Linked DNA regions of Mus musculus: region 2 is linked to region 1. Evidence: chromatin loops called from intact Hi-C (ENCODE). Cell type or tissue: left cerebral cortex. All regions are shown on one strand.

Region 1 (8,000 bases):
GGCACGTAGACACTGTGCGTGTGTCTGATGGGTCCTGTTGCTTCATTCAGTAGAGTACTGGGGCTCGGCTGGACTCTACAGCTGACGTTCAACATTGCTGGAGAACCTGGATAGCTTCTGCCCCCTGTGTTACTAAGATGCTCCTTCCCCCTCCCCTTCACTTCCTCTTCCCTTCCTTCTCTTCTCTTAGGCAAGGAATTGGCCTCAATGCCTTGTGTATCCTATACAAGTACTCTTTCATGAGATACAGCTTCAGCTAAGAGAAGAGTTTTGTGTGTGTGTGTGTGTGTGTGTGTGTGTGTGTGTGTGTGTGTGTTGACCTACTTGTATGTAAGTGTGTAAGTCAGAGATTAACACTGGGTGTTTTTCTCTATCACTTTCTATGTATGTATGTATGTATGTATACATTCATTCATCCATCCATCTATGTAATCTATCTATCTATCTATCTATCTATCTATCTATCTATCTATCTGAGACAGAGTCTCTTACTAAACTTGGAGCTTACAGATTCAGCTAGCCCGACTGGCCAAGAAATTCCAGGGAGCTGCCCGTCAGCCCCAACTCAGGACTGGGGCATCAGTGAGCCTGACATTTATGTTGGCTGTAGGGATCTGAACTCAGGTCCTCATGATCGAATGGCAAGCGTGATACTGACTGAGCCAACTCCCTAGCCCAGAAGCGTTTTCAAAAGGTCCCCTCCTACAGTACCAGGAAGGCCGCCCTAGGATATAAACATGCTTATGAATCCAACACCCCGTGCCAGCTTGTTAGCTTCTTCATTTTCATATCCAACTGTACTTCAGAGGGAGTATTTGGATACTTGCATGTTCACTGACTCATTTATCCTTCCCCCAGTTGATACCAATTTCCGGGGTGGGGGGGGTGGGGCTGACCATTTGGTGGCATATAGGAGGGCAGAGCCAGAGCCTTGCCCAAAGTGGATTGATAGTTAAAGAGAAGTAGACATGAAAACAGATATTGCAGCAAGATGGCTCAGCCTGAATTTGATCCCTGGGAGTAACATGGTATAAGAAGGGTCTAGATCAACCCAGAGGTGAGCATAAGAAGAAAAGCCAGGGAGCTCACATTAAGAGACAGGCAGCCTGGGGCTGAAGAGATGGCTCAGCCACTAAAGGCGAGATTCATAACCAAAATCAAGAGGCAGGCCACCTCACAGAGATTCAGAGAAACTAGAGATCTGAGGTGACAACTCAGACAACGCCATGTCCTGAAAACAGTGAGAAGTTTTAGAAACAGCTGGAGCTGCGTGGCTGCTGAGAATGACGCATGCCTGTGATCTCAGCACTTGGGAGGCAGAGGCAGGGGATGAAGAGTTTAGGGCCAAGCTGGACCACACAGTGACATCTTGTCTTATGACATAAAACAGGAAGAGACAGAAAAGGAGCAGGGGCGGTAAGACAGAGCACGGCAAGGGTGAAGCCTGTGAGGAAAATGACGGCAGAAGAAAGAGCATTTGAATTCAGTGGTCTGTGGACAGGGGCTTGAGCAGAGTGAGCGGCCAAGGTCTGAACAGCAGGGGAAGATGCAGAAGGGAGTAGGCAGACGGTTCTTGTTGCATTCAGAGCAGAGCAAAGCCGGACCAGAGCAAAGGGGAGATTCTCACCCAGTGCACAGACATGGAAAGTCCACAACTAGTCACCAGTCCAGAGCGACATTCAATTTAGATAGTCTGATTTTCCTGGAACTCCTACGCAAATGCCAGCCAAGCTATAGCCCCCTCCCAGCCTCTGGTATATAACAGATGAGCCCCTGAGAAGGGGGAGGAAGAGGGAGAGGCAGAGCGAGTGCTTCTGTCAGCAGGCAGGCAGCTGCACCCCTGAGGAGAAGCACCTGTGACATTTACAAGTGTCTCTGCCAGGGAAGCAGCCAGCCAGGGAGGCTGCCTCCGCCCACAGTGTTTGCTCTCCCACGGGTCTCCTTTCCTTGCCAGGAACACTGTTCTATCCTTTGTAGCTCCTGATATTTCAGGTTTTCTCTTTCTACCCGGGAGCTTGCTATGAGTGATAGCCTTCTTGACCCCCCAGCCTTTTCCTACTAACTGCTCCCCGGGTCCAGTCACAGCTTGTCTCCTTTTAGCCAGCAACTACTTCACATGAAAGGACAAAAGCAACTTACCTAGAGTCAAATACTTAAATTATAACAAGATCAACCTTATGAATGGATAAGCAAATTGTAGCATATAAACAGAGTGACATGGTTCTCAGCTGTAAAAAGGAGTGGACTGAACGCATGCTCAAGGGACAAGCCTTGGAAACATGATGATAAATGAAGCCCCTCTGGGACCGGATACCATGTGACTGACTCTACATTAAATACAGAATAGGCAACTCCATATAGAGGGAAAGTGGATTTGTGGTCACCAGGGGCTGGAAGGAGGGAGAATGGGTAGAAACCATTGACTGTTTGGGGAATGCTTGCCTGGCATGCATGAAGTCCTGGGTTCAGTCCCCAGAACCACATAAAACCTAAGGTAGTTTTACATGTCTATAATCCAGCACTCCAGAGGCACAAGTAGGATCATCAGAAGTTCAAAATCAGTGGATTCTATGTGACTTTGAGCACCATGGACTCTGAATCCAGAAACTCAAGGTCATTGTTTAAACTTTATTTATCTTTAGTGCATTGGTGTTTTGCCTGCATGGGAGTGTTGGATTCTCTAGAGTTGGAATTACAGACAGCAGTGAGCTGCCATGGGGGTGCTGGGAATTGAACATGAGTCCTCTGGAAGAGCAGCCAGTGCTCTCAATAGCTGAGCTATCTCTCCAGCCCTCGAGGTCATTCTTAAACTACATGGGAGTTTGAGGCTAGCCTGGGCTATATGAGACCTTCTCTCAAAATTTCTTTTTAGTTGTTGCTATAAAACAAAACAGCAACCTTGCCTTGACCCAAGAGAAAAACACAGCCCTGGCTCCAATCAGACAAGGGCCTTTGATCAGACGAGGGCCTCCACCAGCTCTTCTCAACTTCAGCTAAATATTAGGATCTCTGGGGCAGCTCAAGACCAGTTAAGCAAAACCTCATAGGCAGGGCCAGGCAGGATTGGAAGCTCACAGAGATTCCTCTGTGTGGCAAAGGTTGAGAAATAACGCTTTAGCACAGTGGTTGACAAATGTGGGGCCCAGCCCAGCCACATCAGCACTTCGGGGGCGGAGGGTGGGGGGTGTTGGACATGCAGAGTTCAAGGTTCATCTCCAAACTGCAGTGTCAAAAACGCTGCGTTGTAAGAAGCTCCCATTTAGGCATGGTGACCACTCTTCTGAGTCTAGACCATGTGAGCCAATCTTTGAGTAAAAGTCTAGAAGCCTCTGTTGTGTGTTTGGCTCTGTGATGGCTGTTGTGAAAATACAGAGGCATACCCAAGCCCTCAGGCATCCTGTGGGTTAGGTTCTTGGAATAAGATGAGTCCTTTATGGCTGGGTAATATTCCACTGTATGTCTATGCCACAGTTTTGCATATTCATTTCTCTGTTGATAGATATGGATTATTTCCACCATTTGGTTTTATGAATAATATTGTTGTCTGGCCAGGCTAGTGGCCACAGTGTGCTGTGGATTCAGCAGTTTCCCACACAGTCAATGAGTCAAAGAAAACCAGCAAGAACATCGTGCATTGGGCTTGCACAGGCAGCTGCTTGTTTCATCATCAGGGTAGGCTAGCACCATGCTAGCAATTTGCACTAGTTTGTAGCTATTATAGTTTCTATATTCAAGATCTGTTTGAGAATTTCAGAATGTCTGGGCTCTTTTTCAGGAATCACACATACACGTATAAAACTAGCTGCCACCTAGTGAAGCTTGTCTTAGTTCTTGGCAAGCACCAGGATCATTTGGGGAGGTGATATTCAGTAACAGGCCCTAAGCCCACCTCCAGAGTCTGGTTCAGTAGGTCTAGATGGGGCCTGAGAGCCTGCATTGTTTTCTGGCTTTTCTTATATCCTTGCCTTGTAGCTCAAGGTAACCTTGAACTTTAGATCCTCTTGGCTCTACCTCCTGAGAGCTGGAATTACTAATATGTTCCACTATACTTTATTTGGTGCTGAGAATGGAATCTGGGGCATCTTGTATGCTAGGCAACTGCTCTGACAACTGAGCTACATCCCCAGTTAGAATATACATTTTGAAGGAGCTCTAGGCAGGAGAAGAAGATGATGATGATGGTGGTGGTGGTAGTGGCAATGATGATGATGAAGATGTTTCTCTGAGGAGTAGTTTAGGTAGCTCTTGATTATTGGGGTAGAAAGGCCAGCATTCTTTTGCTAAGAGTAGTTGCTGAAGAAATGAAGAGTGCAGAGGGCCCTGCACCGCTGGAATAAAAAGGAAAGGTGAGAGCAGGGAGTTGCTATGGCTTCTCTGTGATCAAAAGGCTCTAAGACAGCAGCTCCTCAGGGCCTGCCAAGAGGTGGCTAAGACAGAGAAGCAAAAGCAAATAGATAATTCACCTTTGGCATCTTGGAAACCCCACCCTTCTGTATAGTGATACAGAGCTTCTGAAAGAACCTGACAAAAGCCTTGAGGTCAGAGTGTGACTATGGAGCCCTTTGTCCCTTACCCCAGCAATACTGGAAAGGAATATTGCAGAAGCTTATAGGCGGGCGGGAGGATGTGTGGAAGAGCAGGAGAAAGACGCTTGCAGTGGCTAGCAGAACTGATTGGCAATCCCAGCTTCACCCTCCCAATCTGTACCATCAGCCCCTCCCACCATGGTAGGAACAGAAATGATGGCAGAAAGACCTGGGGTGCACTTTACAAGTCCCAAGCTGATTCTGCCTGTTAAGTCGACACAATTTAAAACTGACACAATGAAGATAAAATCAAAACAAAGGATGACTTAGGCATCTTTAGAAAATTCTGTCTATTTTAATTGGTCTATAATGTAAAATCCAAGGGAAAGAGTGGCCTGCTGGGGCAGCCCCCTTCAACATTTATAAGTAAGGAGTCGCCCTGGCCCGGTAGCCTTTGCTCTCTGTCCAAGCCAAGGCCTGATTCATCTCTAACATTAACAAAGAAAAAGTCTCCATGCCAGTGTGATTCCTTGACCTCTGTTAGTAAATAACACAACCAGAAGGCCTCAGCCATCAATTATTAACCTGGCAGCTTCCTTCTCTCTGGCTGGATCTTGCCTTCATGCTTGTGTCTGACCACTTGGTAGACAGGGAAGCAGGCCAAGTCCAGCCAAGTGTTCCTAGATTTGTTGTGAGAAGCCATATTTTCTTAATAACTTCTGAAAGGAACTCCAGCAACTTAAATGTACTTTAGATATATTTTGAAAGTGTGCTTCTATATCCAAACTACATCCTGGAGATACGTGCTTTCGAGTTGGTTTTAGAGGGATCCTTCCCTTCTGGATGGGATTCTGGGGGCTTAGCTGCATTTTCTGTGGTTCCAGCCACAGGCTCAGGAGGAATGGATAGCCTCTCCATATAGAAGCGGGTACCAGCCGCCTGAGGGGAAGACTTCTTCAACCTGTGAAAGACCATACACTAGTTGGCATCAAAGGACTCCTGCTCAACCTCCCCACAGAGCAGCTTCTTCCTTGGCAAGAAACCTAGTGGGCCCCAGGTCCTCTCTGAGTGCAGGTCTCCTGTACATCTGGCATGCACCACCTATCAGCTTTAGCAGGCCTGTAGGCTCCTCAAGCTCTCCGTCTGGAAGGCTGGTCCTCCATCTTTGTTCATGGGTCATTTCATCTCATCTCTTAAGTCTCTACTCGGATGGCATCTCCTTCAGGAAGGATGCCTATACCAGAGATGGAGTGAGGTCTCTCCGTTTCTTCCACCACAGCCCTTGTTCATTTCCTTCATAGCGCCAATGGCAGACTATGGTGATTTGACCTGTGTAGGGGTTGCTTATTTGTGACTCATTATTGGTCTTGACCCCTGGAATGTAACTCTACAAGGACGGGAAGTAAACCTGCTTTCATATCAACACCGAGTCTAGTGCCCAGCATACAGAAAGGCACCTTTGTGAAGAAATGAATAAATTCACTTCAAAATTAAATAGCAGTTCAAAGGATATTAATTAGAGATTTTTCTCCTTCATTGACTATGGCTACTCAGGTGTGCGTGTACGTGTGCGTGTGCGTGTGTGTGTAGGCCAGAGATTGACCCTGAGTGCTGTTCCTCAAGAGCTGTCCCTCTTGTTTTTGATAGATAGTCTCTCACTAGGACCCAGGGCTTGCCAGTTTTAGGCAAAGCTGGTTGGCTAATGTGCTCTGGGGAGCCTCCTGTCTCGGCCTCTCCAGCACTGTGACTGCAAGTACACGCCTACGCAGCAGCTTACATGGGTGCTGAGGATCACACTCGTGTGCTCATGCCTGCAGGACAGGCACTTTTCCAAATGAGCTTCCATCCCGGCCTCGGAACCCTCTGTTGTTATTGTCACTACAATCTGTCTTGTTTAGCATGCGTTTGTGGTTGGTCCACAGTCACCAATCATTTGTGTGCACATTTGTGTACTAGGACGAGGCATGGTTTTATTCTTCCCAGATCTCCGAATATAACAACCTAGCCACAGCCTTGAGGGACTAACCAAAACCTACACATTTTCACAGTGTGGGAAATATGACCGTTGGTTGGCAAAATGTCACCAACATCTAGAATGTCAACTTTGCCACAAAGGCAAGTTCTGATCTGTTTTTGTAGACAGTCCAGTTTCAAGGGATCCAGCTTCTTCCTCTGGCCTCTGTGAGCACTGGACTCACACGCACATACCCACACCCCCACACATATACACATAATTAAAAATCATAAAAAATTGTTATTAATCTTGAGAACATAGGACAGCCAGTAAGAAACCGTAAACAAGCCTTATGGGTAATTACATGGTTCATGCTTTATTATTATTATTATGATATATGCTATAACGTGGATGTATCAGGTATATAAACACAAGAAATTACTTAGCCCAGACATTTTTTTACCCAGACATCATGTCTGCAAACAGGTTATAAAGGCATCCTTCAATCCCTTGTATGAATTATTTGCTCAGAGCAACGGTGCGTCTACACGCTGTGTGCCTAGATGCACTGAGGATACAAACAAGCTCTTAAAACCGCTCTGAGATGAACAAAGAAAGCTGAAAACTCGCTGGGTATTTAGTTATACTAATGAGTTATAAACAGATTTTACATTGGAAATGAGCTTATGGTTTAAAGAACCCTTATCTTTAATGATACATAAATATCAGACATGTTGCTTCATCTCCAGCCCATACTGTGTTTTTAATTTTGTTAATGCTTAAATTTTTCTGTAATCAAAATTCAAATTAAGACATACGAGTTGAAGCCGGGTGTGGTGGCGCACGCCTTTAATCCCAGCACTTGGGAGGCACAGGCAGGCGGATTTCTGAGTTTGAGGCCAGCCTGGTCTACAAAGTGAGTTCCAGGACAGCCAGGGCTACACAGAGAAACCCTGTCATGAAAAACAAAACAAAACAAAAAACAAACAAACAAAAGACGTACGAGTTGAATGTAGTTGTGCATGACCTGTGAACCCAACACTGGAGTCAGACACTGGAAGCCTGGCCCAAGTTTTAGACCAGCCAAGGTTAATTTTTATGTAAATTTTGAGTGCTAGGCCAACCAAGGTTAGTGAGATCCTGTCTCAAATAAAACAAAACTAAACAAAGGAAAAGAAAGCAAAGATACAATTTTATATATCTCTATCTCTATCTATCTATCTATCTATCTATCTATCTATCTATACTTCTTTAAATAGGTAGGGATGAGTACAGGGTTAGAAATCACATCTTTGTTTTTAAGATGGCTGGTTTGCTCTGGCTGTGTCCATCTCAGAGTGCCAGACATTCAGACTGTTTCCCACAGTGGATCCTCCTCTCCCATCACCTTTGCAGCCTACAGGATCTCAGAATGTCTGGTTGGGCTTTTCATTATCTAGGTGCTGGAAATCTGCACCTTTTCAAAACTCATCGGTGTTTCAAAACCCAGTCCGAATTTTGCCAAAGCCAGTGTCTGCTTT
Region 2 (8,000 bases), 73 kb before region 1:
GTCTGGAAAAAAAAAGAAAAAAGAAAAGAAAAAAGGGAAGGGGTGGCTACCATAAACTTATCCTGACACGAAAGTATACCTGACCCTTCACCTAGAGATAAAGTGAAGTGGGTAGGATCTGTGGCACCCACAGGTAGGCATGAAGGAATGGACAAGCAGTTGAATCCTAGACTAGCGTGAGACCAAACACAGCCTGGTGAGATGCTTGCTGCAGAGCACTGGGCCTCGGAGACAGGAACACTCTGAGGCCAGGACTGCACATGGAGGCACAGGACAGGGCGAAGTCCTTCACATTAATGCCACCCAAGGCAGCAACAGTGGCAAGGAACTTCCAAAGAACTGTGCTCTGGACTCCACTTGCCCTGAGAACATCTCCTGAAGAACTCTAGCCCCAACAGAGCCCTCATAGCACTGATGAAAGGCATCAATACAACCAAGTGGCTCTAACACCTATCCCAGCATCTGTCCCAGCATTTGTCCTCCACTAACACCTGTCCCAGCACCTGCTCTCAGCTAACACCTGTCCCAACACCTGTCTTCCACTAACACCTGCCCCAGTACCTATCCTCAGCTAACACCTGTCTGGTGGTCCCAGTATCTGTCTGGGGGGTGAAGCACACTGCAAATGACAGCTAATACTGTATTTCATTGACTTAACAGGTCATTCATTATAATGTAAATGACTATGAGAGGCTCTTTGAACAGAATTCTGTAGCAGTCAGTCCTGGTTTTGTTTGTTTTTGAGATGTCTCACTTGCTTTGTTTTGGCTCAATTCCTACTGACTCCACCTCCTAAGAGCTGGAATGAAAGGCATGCACCACCAGCTTAGTTTATGTAGTGCTGGGATTGAACCCAGGGCTCTGTGCATACTATACACAGATAAACACAGTGCTGTTTTAATGTGCCCAGGAGAGAATTCCCCCCTCTTTACTGATTGCTACCAACATATGACTGTAAAGATTACAACTAGCCGCTTACACCTACAGTAGATGCTGGTCCAACATCACCCTTATAGGGCGGTCACATTTCATTTCATAAAAGAAAAAAGGGGCGGGCTGGAGAGATGGTTCAGTGGTTGAGAGCACTGACTGCTCTTCCAGAGGACCCAGGTTTAATTCCCAGCACCCACATGGAGGCTCAGAATTGTCTGCAACTCACCCATGGAAGACCTCAGGGGAGACAATGGGCTCTGTTATGGCTATCAGGAAGCACAGTGAAGCACACACACATGCTTGCTGTCACAGGGTCCACAGCTCAGTGGAATATAACAAAGGGAGAGTCACCCTTGTCTCTAATTTGCTCTTTTGTTCAGGGTGGTTGCTCTTTCAGGCCTGGTCTCAGAAGAGGGTTTCTAGTATAACTCTCTATTAGGCTCACATCTCCCAAAAGGCAGAACTTTTACCTATGACCCCAAACCAAAGTTTCCCCAAGGCTACAGATGTGGCATAGCTGGGTCAGCTGGTGTCTGGAAAGCTGGAGACTGGACCCCTATGCATCTCACCTCAGACATATAGGCTATGTAGGGCTAAGCCAGAGCCCCATGGCCAGGAGCCCAGACTTGCTGGCTGGTCCAAAGTTAACAGAACAACCTCGATGGCTAGTGTTCCTCGAGCCACAGTTTGAATTACGAGTACTTGGCCACCAGCCCCGTGGCCTCTGTAAGTCAGGTGTTGCAGGTAGAGGGCGGGGGGGGGGGTGAGGGAGCTATTTTCATCTTGTCAGAACGGCTTAAAACACCAGCTTCTCTTGTGCCTTATTCAGACGAAGAGTCTCGACCTAAAAAAAGCTCCGACTGTGACTCAGTTGAGCTCCCAACTTACTCAAAATGCTTTTGGCTTCTGTCTGCGGCTATTCTGAGAGACATCTTTAGATAGAGGGAGGTGGATGCCACTTTGGGGCAACTAAAGGAGCCTTTTGGGAATCATCCTGCTTTTTTGGGGCTGGGATGGAAAGGACTGGTGGAAGGCAGTGCAACTTGCTAGTTTGTCTACTCTAGTTTTTAAATAGTGTGCATGGGGTAGGCTTGTCCCTTCAAGGACACACGTGTCTCTAGCTTCCCAGAGCAGAGGTGTGGGACATATAATCATACCAAAGTGACCAGAGACCAAGGTCCACTTGGTACAACCACAAGTGCCACCTGCCTCCAGGGTGCATCCCTTAGTGGGAAGAGCCACATGAGAGGTTTATGGATCGAGGGGACACATTCATTTCAAATTCACCAGGCTGGCCTGGGGACTCACTGCAGAGTCAGATGCCTGTGGTATCTTGTGCTGCCTGAGGTCATTGCAGACACCAGTACTGAGCCCTGTCCACACAGTCTTTCCAAGACCACCCGTGCTCCAGGGATGACTTAGTTGCTCCAATACAGTCATCTCTCTGGAGGATTGTTTTTAAAAAAGCAAAAGCAAAAATAAAAACAAACCAAACCAACCAAACAAACAAAAACCAAGCCTAGTGGTTTTAATCCCAGCACTCAGAAGGCAGTTGCAGGCAAGTCTCTGTGAGTTTGAGGCTACCGGGTCAACAGAGCCAGTTCCAGGACAGTTAGGGTTACACAGAGAAACCCTGTCTCAACAAAACAAAAGAAAAAAACCCCAAAAAAACAAAACGAAAAAACAAAACAAAACAAAACAAAACAGGGTTTCACTATGTAACCCTGGCTGACATTGAACTTTATATGCAGACCAAGTTAGCCTCAGACTCACAGAGATTTGTCAGCCGTTGCTTCCTGCATATTGAGATTAAAGTCATATATCACTACACCACACATAGTCAAATGATAGCTTTTTATGCAGCACCCCCTGCCCCAATGGTTGGGGCACATTAGCTACTTTGTCTCAGTATCCCATCTGCCTGAACTTGGCTCCTAAGATGAATTACAGATAAGGAAAACTTCCCTGGAGGCAGGAGAGATATGTGGGTTTGGGGGCCCTGGGTTCAGATAACACCCATGCAGTCTTATGGCTGAGTGACCTTGATCTAAATCTCCTAACCATTTTCAGCATCAGTTTGCTGTTCTGTGGCAGCCATCAAGCTGTAGGAAAAACCTTCATCAAGAGCTTCAGACAAATACAAGCCATAATGATGTGTCTTTGATTGACATGTCAATATCCATACCATCACAGTATCTCCCCCACCATAGACAAGCCTGACTGAGTTGCCATCAGAAAATGTGGATGCAGTTATCCTCAGAAGAGTGTGTGCAGTGTTTACCATATGAGCTCTGAGGCCAGACTCAGAGCCACCTGACTGAGGGCTTTTCCAGGATGAATGGTCCTGGACTGAGTTTCCTTGTCTAGAAGTGAGGATACGACCCATGGCCATCCACAGCGCTGTTACAAAGACGCGTGAAGCATTTTGAATGGAGTTTGGCATCAAGCAGGGAGGCATTCATTAAATGGTATCACAACTGCTTTATCTTTGCAAAGAGTTCTCAGACCTGCCATCTGGCGTGGAGTTGGTTTCTACAGCGTGCTGAGGGAGGCAGAGAATTGTATCGCTTTACCAACAAGGGACCTCAGATACAGAGGGACTCTGTCCTCACCTGAACACTGAGCCTAGGATTTCTGACTCAAATCAGTGACCTTTCTCTTCCCCTTGCTGCAGAGATGAAAGTACTTTTCTCTCTGTCTGTCTCTGTCTCTCTCTGTGATGTGTGCACATGCGTGTGTAGGAATGTGGGTGTGGGGGCAGAGGTTGGCCCTGAGTATCTTAGTACCTTCCTTGGCCACTCTTCTCTCTATTGATACAGACTCCTCACTGAACCTGGAGTTTGCCAGTTCTGGCTAGTCTAGCTAATAACCAGCTTGCCTGTGGACCCCCTGTTTCTGCCACCAAGTGCTGGGATTTCAAGAGACCATCACCCATGCCCCTGCTTTTACATGGGATCCTGGGATCTGAATTTTGGTCTTTGAGCTTGTGAAAAAAAAATATGCTTTATCCACTGGACCATCTCCCCAACCTCCAAAATCACGTCTCAGATTTGAAAGCCACGGTATCCCAATTAAGTCAAACGTCAATGCCGTAAATTCTTGTCAAGGACAGGGTACAAGCAAGCAAAGACTCAGATGTGGATATAAGACGTGTTCCTGCTGTTGCTGGCTTCCTTGCAGCTCTGGTTTTTTGGATCCAGGGCCTTGCACATATAAAGCAGATGTTCTACCATTGAGTTTTGCCCCGGCTCTTTGATCTCTTCCAACCAGCTGTATAAGTGAGTTTCTATGTCAGAGTTTAGCTAATCTGATTCAATGTCTGTTTCAAATTAAAAATAATCAAAAGTCTGGCTAAAGTCAGACTCCATTCTCCCAAACTGTTGCCTAGCTCCAGACACAGAGAGCCAAGTACAACCAGATGCCAGCTATCTGTGGACACAGATGCATGGCTGGTTCCTTCATTCAATCCACTCCAGCCCTTCCGACCTTCCACCTGCCCAGCCAGCCAGGGTGGATTTGTCTCGGACTCTCCAGGCCACCCTTGTGAGAGCTACTTGTCCTTATGCACTTAGGAATACACCTGTTTTCAGGCTGCCCTGGCTGACAGTGGGGTCTGGTCCTTTGGGTTTCCTCTTCTTCCCTTTCAGCCCGAGCCATTGTTGTCAGACACTGCAAGGATGTTGATCTCTCAACATAAAGCTATTACTATGTCTCCAAATGCAGCCCACTTGGAGACCATGCGTTTAGCTGCTGAGACCCCAGTGGTTCCTGCTTTTTCGTTTTTTCAGAACCAAGTCCCCTCTCAGCTTCCCTCATCCGTAGAGCTCTTCAGAAAGCCTTCTCCCTGTTGGTCTGCCTGTCACTGCCTGAATCATAGCACCAAGACTGCCGAACCCTGCAGAGAATATTTGGCACATGGTAAAACTGCCAGCAACAAAGCCCAGTTTTGGTTGCCGAATTAGAGGGTTTATAGTAAAATGTGAGACTGTACAAGAGGACAGGAGGATCTGGCTCCTCACATCAACAAAGGCAGGGAGGGAGGCCAAGGGCCCATGTAGAGGCCATATAGCAATCTGAGGTGAGGGAGCAGACCTGAGCCTTCCAGGTTCTTATCCTGGTGCTAGAGAAAACTAACTAACTTGCACTGAGGCCTCAGGCAAGCAGATCCATCCTCTTGTCCTCTCTTTCCCTATCTGTATATGGGGATGAACACTGCCCTGGGCTCTAGGGCTGGGACCAGCTAGGAACAGTATTTATAATATACTTCAGAAGTTCTTGACTTTCACGTAGCTGGATGTGGTAGTACAAAAGAGGAAACATGAGTTGCTGGCCAGTCTGAGATACAAAGTGAAACCATATCGAGAGAAAGAGAGAGAGAGAGAGGAAAACAAATTAACAAAAACAAAAAGTTCTGAGGAATAAATAAGTAAATAAAATAGAGAAAAAGAAAATAAAAATTGGTCATGGTTGATAGATTGATATAGAGACGAAAGAAAGAAAGAAAGAAAGAAAGGAAGGAAGAAAGAAAGAAAGAAAGAAAGAAAGAAAGAAAACAAAAAACAACCAGGAGACACAGATCCCTGGTTCTGATCACTTGTGCTGTCATGTGACCATCACCTGGGGCTGGAGGTTCGTGCCCAGATGGCTCTAGAAAGATTCACATAACATGTTTTTATGACTTACAAGGCAAGTGTCTACAGGTGGTATCTAAGTTGTGCCAATGGTTATAAAAAACAAAACAAAACAAAACACACTCTTAAAATCCTTAAGGCACAAGGCACCCAAGAGAATGTTCGTTTTGGAGCTTTCTTTCTTTGTTTTGTTTGTCTTTGTTTTTTGATTTGTTTTGTTTTGTCTTGTTTTTTTGAGACAGGGTCTCTATGTAGCTCTGGCTGTCCTGGAACTCATTATATAGACCAAGTTGACTTTGAATTCACAGAGATCCACTTGCCTCTGCCTCCCAAGAGCTGGGATCAAAAGTGTGCGCCACCATGCCCAGCTCGAGAATTTCTGTCTGCTTTCCTCTATGTCTGTCCCACCCATTTACCGTTAAATAGCTTTGCTTTGTAATTCTCACCCACCCCCACCGCGTCTCTCCCTTCATGTGGTCGGGATTTTTAAAACATTTAAAACAACAGGCCAGGGCTGTTTTACCTGTGTTTATTGAAAGGGATGTAAATACTCTGCTCTTGTTCTAAAACCGGATGCTGTGTTTTGCGGATGGTGAAGCCTTTTAGCAACAGAGTTTATTTTTGACCAACCTTTCCCAGTTCTTTTTTACAACAGAAAGCGGCAGAACCGCCTGCGAAGTCCCAGATCTTCAAGGAGAACAAAAGTCTTCCTTCGAGGGGCTGGAGAGAAGACTCAAGGTTAAGAGCACTTGTTCTTCCCAGAGAATTTGAATTCAGTTTCCAGCGTCACACCCCAGCTCACAACCATCCGTGATTCCAGTTCTAGGGAATCTGATGCCCTCTTCTGGCCTCGAGAGTCACTGCATGCACCTAGTTCACTGATATACAGAAAGGCAAAAGACACAAATGACTAAGATGATGATGATGATGGTGGTGGTGGTGATGATGATGAAGACAATGATGACTTTCATCATCATCATCATCACCATCACCATCATCACCATCATCACCACCATCATTATCTTCTTTGAGGTCAGGTTTTGAGATAAAACAGAATAGAATCCCTTACCAGCTGTCTCCAGCTCCCTTTCAAAAAAGGTCTTTAGTTCCCTCTCCTGGTACCTTGGGCCAGCTTCTTGGTTCTCCTCAATGTCTCCAAGTTGGTCTGTGAAGGTACCACCCCTAGACCTGGGCAACAGGAGCACTTGTCAGGCTTTTTGCTTCCCAGGGCCTGCTCTGCTCCTCCCACGGCCCCACCTTGACACCCTGGTTGAGATGTTCCTGGGCCAAGTGACTGTGCACCCCTGCTGGACCTGGAATTCTAGAAACTCCTCAATTTCCTGCCAAGACAGTCCCCGATTCACTAGCAGCCTTCGGGGGGCCTCTCCGACCATCTCTTTAGTCAAGGTCAGACTGCTTTGCTGCTGTGTTTGGCCTAGGTCCTGGAGTACCCAGGGCAGCTGTTTGTGTGTGGGTGTACATATAAGACAGAGCTGGGAGTGAAGACAGAATGAGAGAGGAGCACCTATAGGAAGCATCCATAGTTGAGGACTCTCCCCAGTTGCCACATTCAGACTGGGAACTTTGGGGAGTGTGTGACACTTCTCAGTCTAGACCTGGCACTCACCCTGAAGGTGTATTTACTGAGGTGAGAGCACAAAACATTTTGTTTTAAATTTCTGCTAGGTTGATGTAACTTTTAAATATTAAAGTATATGCGATATGGCTGTTTGTACTCCTTCCCTGTCTAGCTTAAGGTGGTCTGAGATGGGGCAGGCCTATGTTCTGGCCTGGGATCTGTCTCTCAGTCCAGCCGTGATAGACGTCTCCATGGTCCCTTGTCACTCCAGATCCCTGTATTTTGCTGACACTTGGCATCTTGCCACTTCATCCCGGTTCCCAAGATGCCAACAGGATCCCAACTGGAAACCAGACCCAAAGGATCAGGCTGAGCTCAGGCTAACCCTTAGCTTTTGTCTGACTGGAGATGTGGCAACCTATGGGAGTGGAGGGCTGGTTTCTTCTGCAAGCTGAAGACCTGTACCAGGCGACTCCACAAGCTCTGGGTCAGGCAGCCTGATGCCTACAGGGAGGTGATGGCAGTTGGAGTCTTATTGAGAGAAAGTAGCCAGGGGATCAGAACAGGAGAGGAAAGTGTTCATTTGGAGACAAGAATATGTGAAGCCTACAAAGTGTGTGGTGGAGTAAGACAGAGGGCTGCTGGCTCTGATCCGTAAAGGACAGCCTGTCCCTGTGCATGTGCCTTTCCACCTGGGCTGGCCATGGGTAACAGGAGATTTCATACAGTCCCTTCCAGGGGCTGGGGTTGCTTGGTGTCCTGTTCTTTTCTGGACTCACTTCAGGCTCTGGGCCAGAGTCTACTGGCACTGTGAGTGATAAGGACTTTCTGGAGTAAGGCCATAGCAGAAGACAAAC

What was found. A loop is a pair of places that touch in the nucleus more often than their neighbours do. Peaks named below come from ENCODE experiments on the same cell type or tissue, not always from the same donor. Only the 100,000 strongest peaks of a DNase experiment are listed, where the experiment ranks them.
Region 2: it touches region 1 in a loop (7-fold over the local background); 1 of 42 quality-filtered maps calls a loop at or near these places.

The regions. Positions count from the first base shown.
Region 1 is chr9:66,731,640-66,739,639 of GRCm38, forward strand. All of the region lies in intron 2 of Car12 (carbonic anhydrase 12), which reads left to right. Among named protein-coding and RNA genes, the nearest start is that of Car12, 22 kb to the left of the region's middle. In left cerebral cortex, no CTCF peak of the experiment used is centred here; DNase peaks (open chromatin) are centred at 709, 1,315, 1,875 and 3,688; H3K27ac peaks cover 873 bases.
Region 2 is chr9:66,658,381-66,666,380 of GRCm38, forward strand. No RefSeq gene overlaps it. Among named protein-coding and RNA genes, the nearest start is that of Car12, 51 kb to the right of the region's middle. In left cerebral cortex, CTCF peaks have their summits at 3,459 and 6,413 (motif pointing left); DNase peaks (open chromatin) are centred at 1,867 and 3,448; H3K27ac peaks cover 261 bases.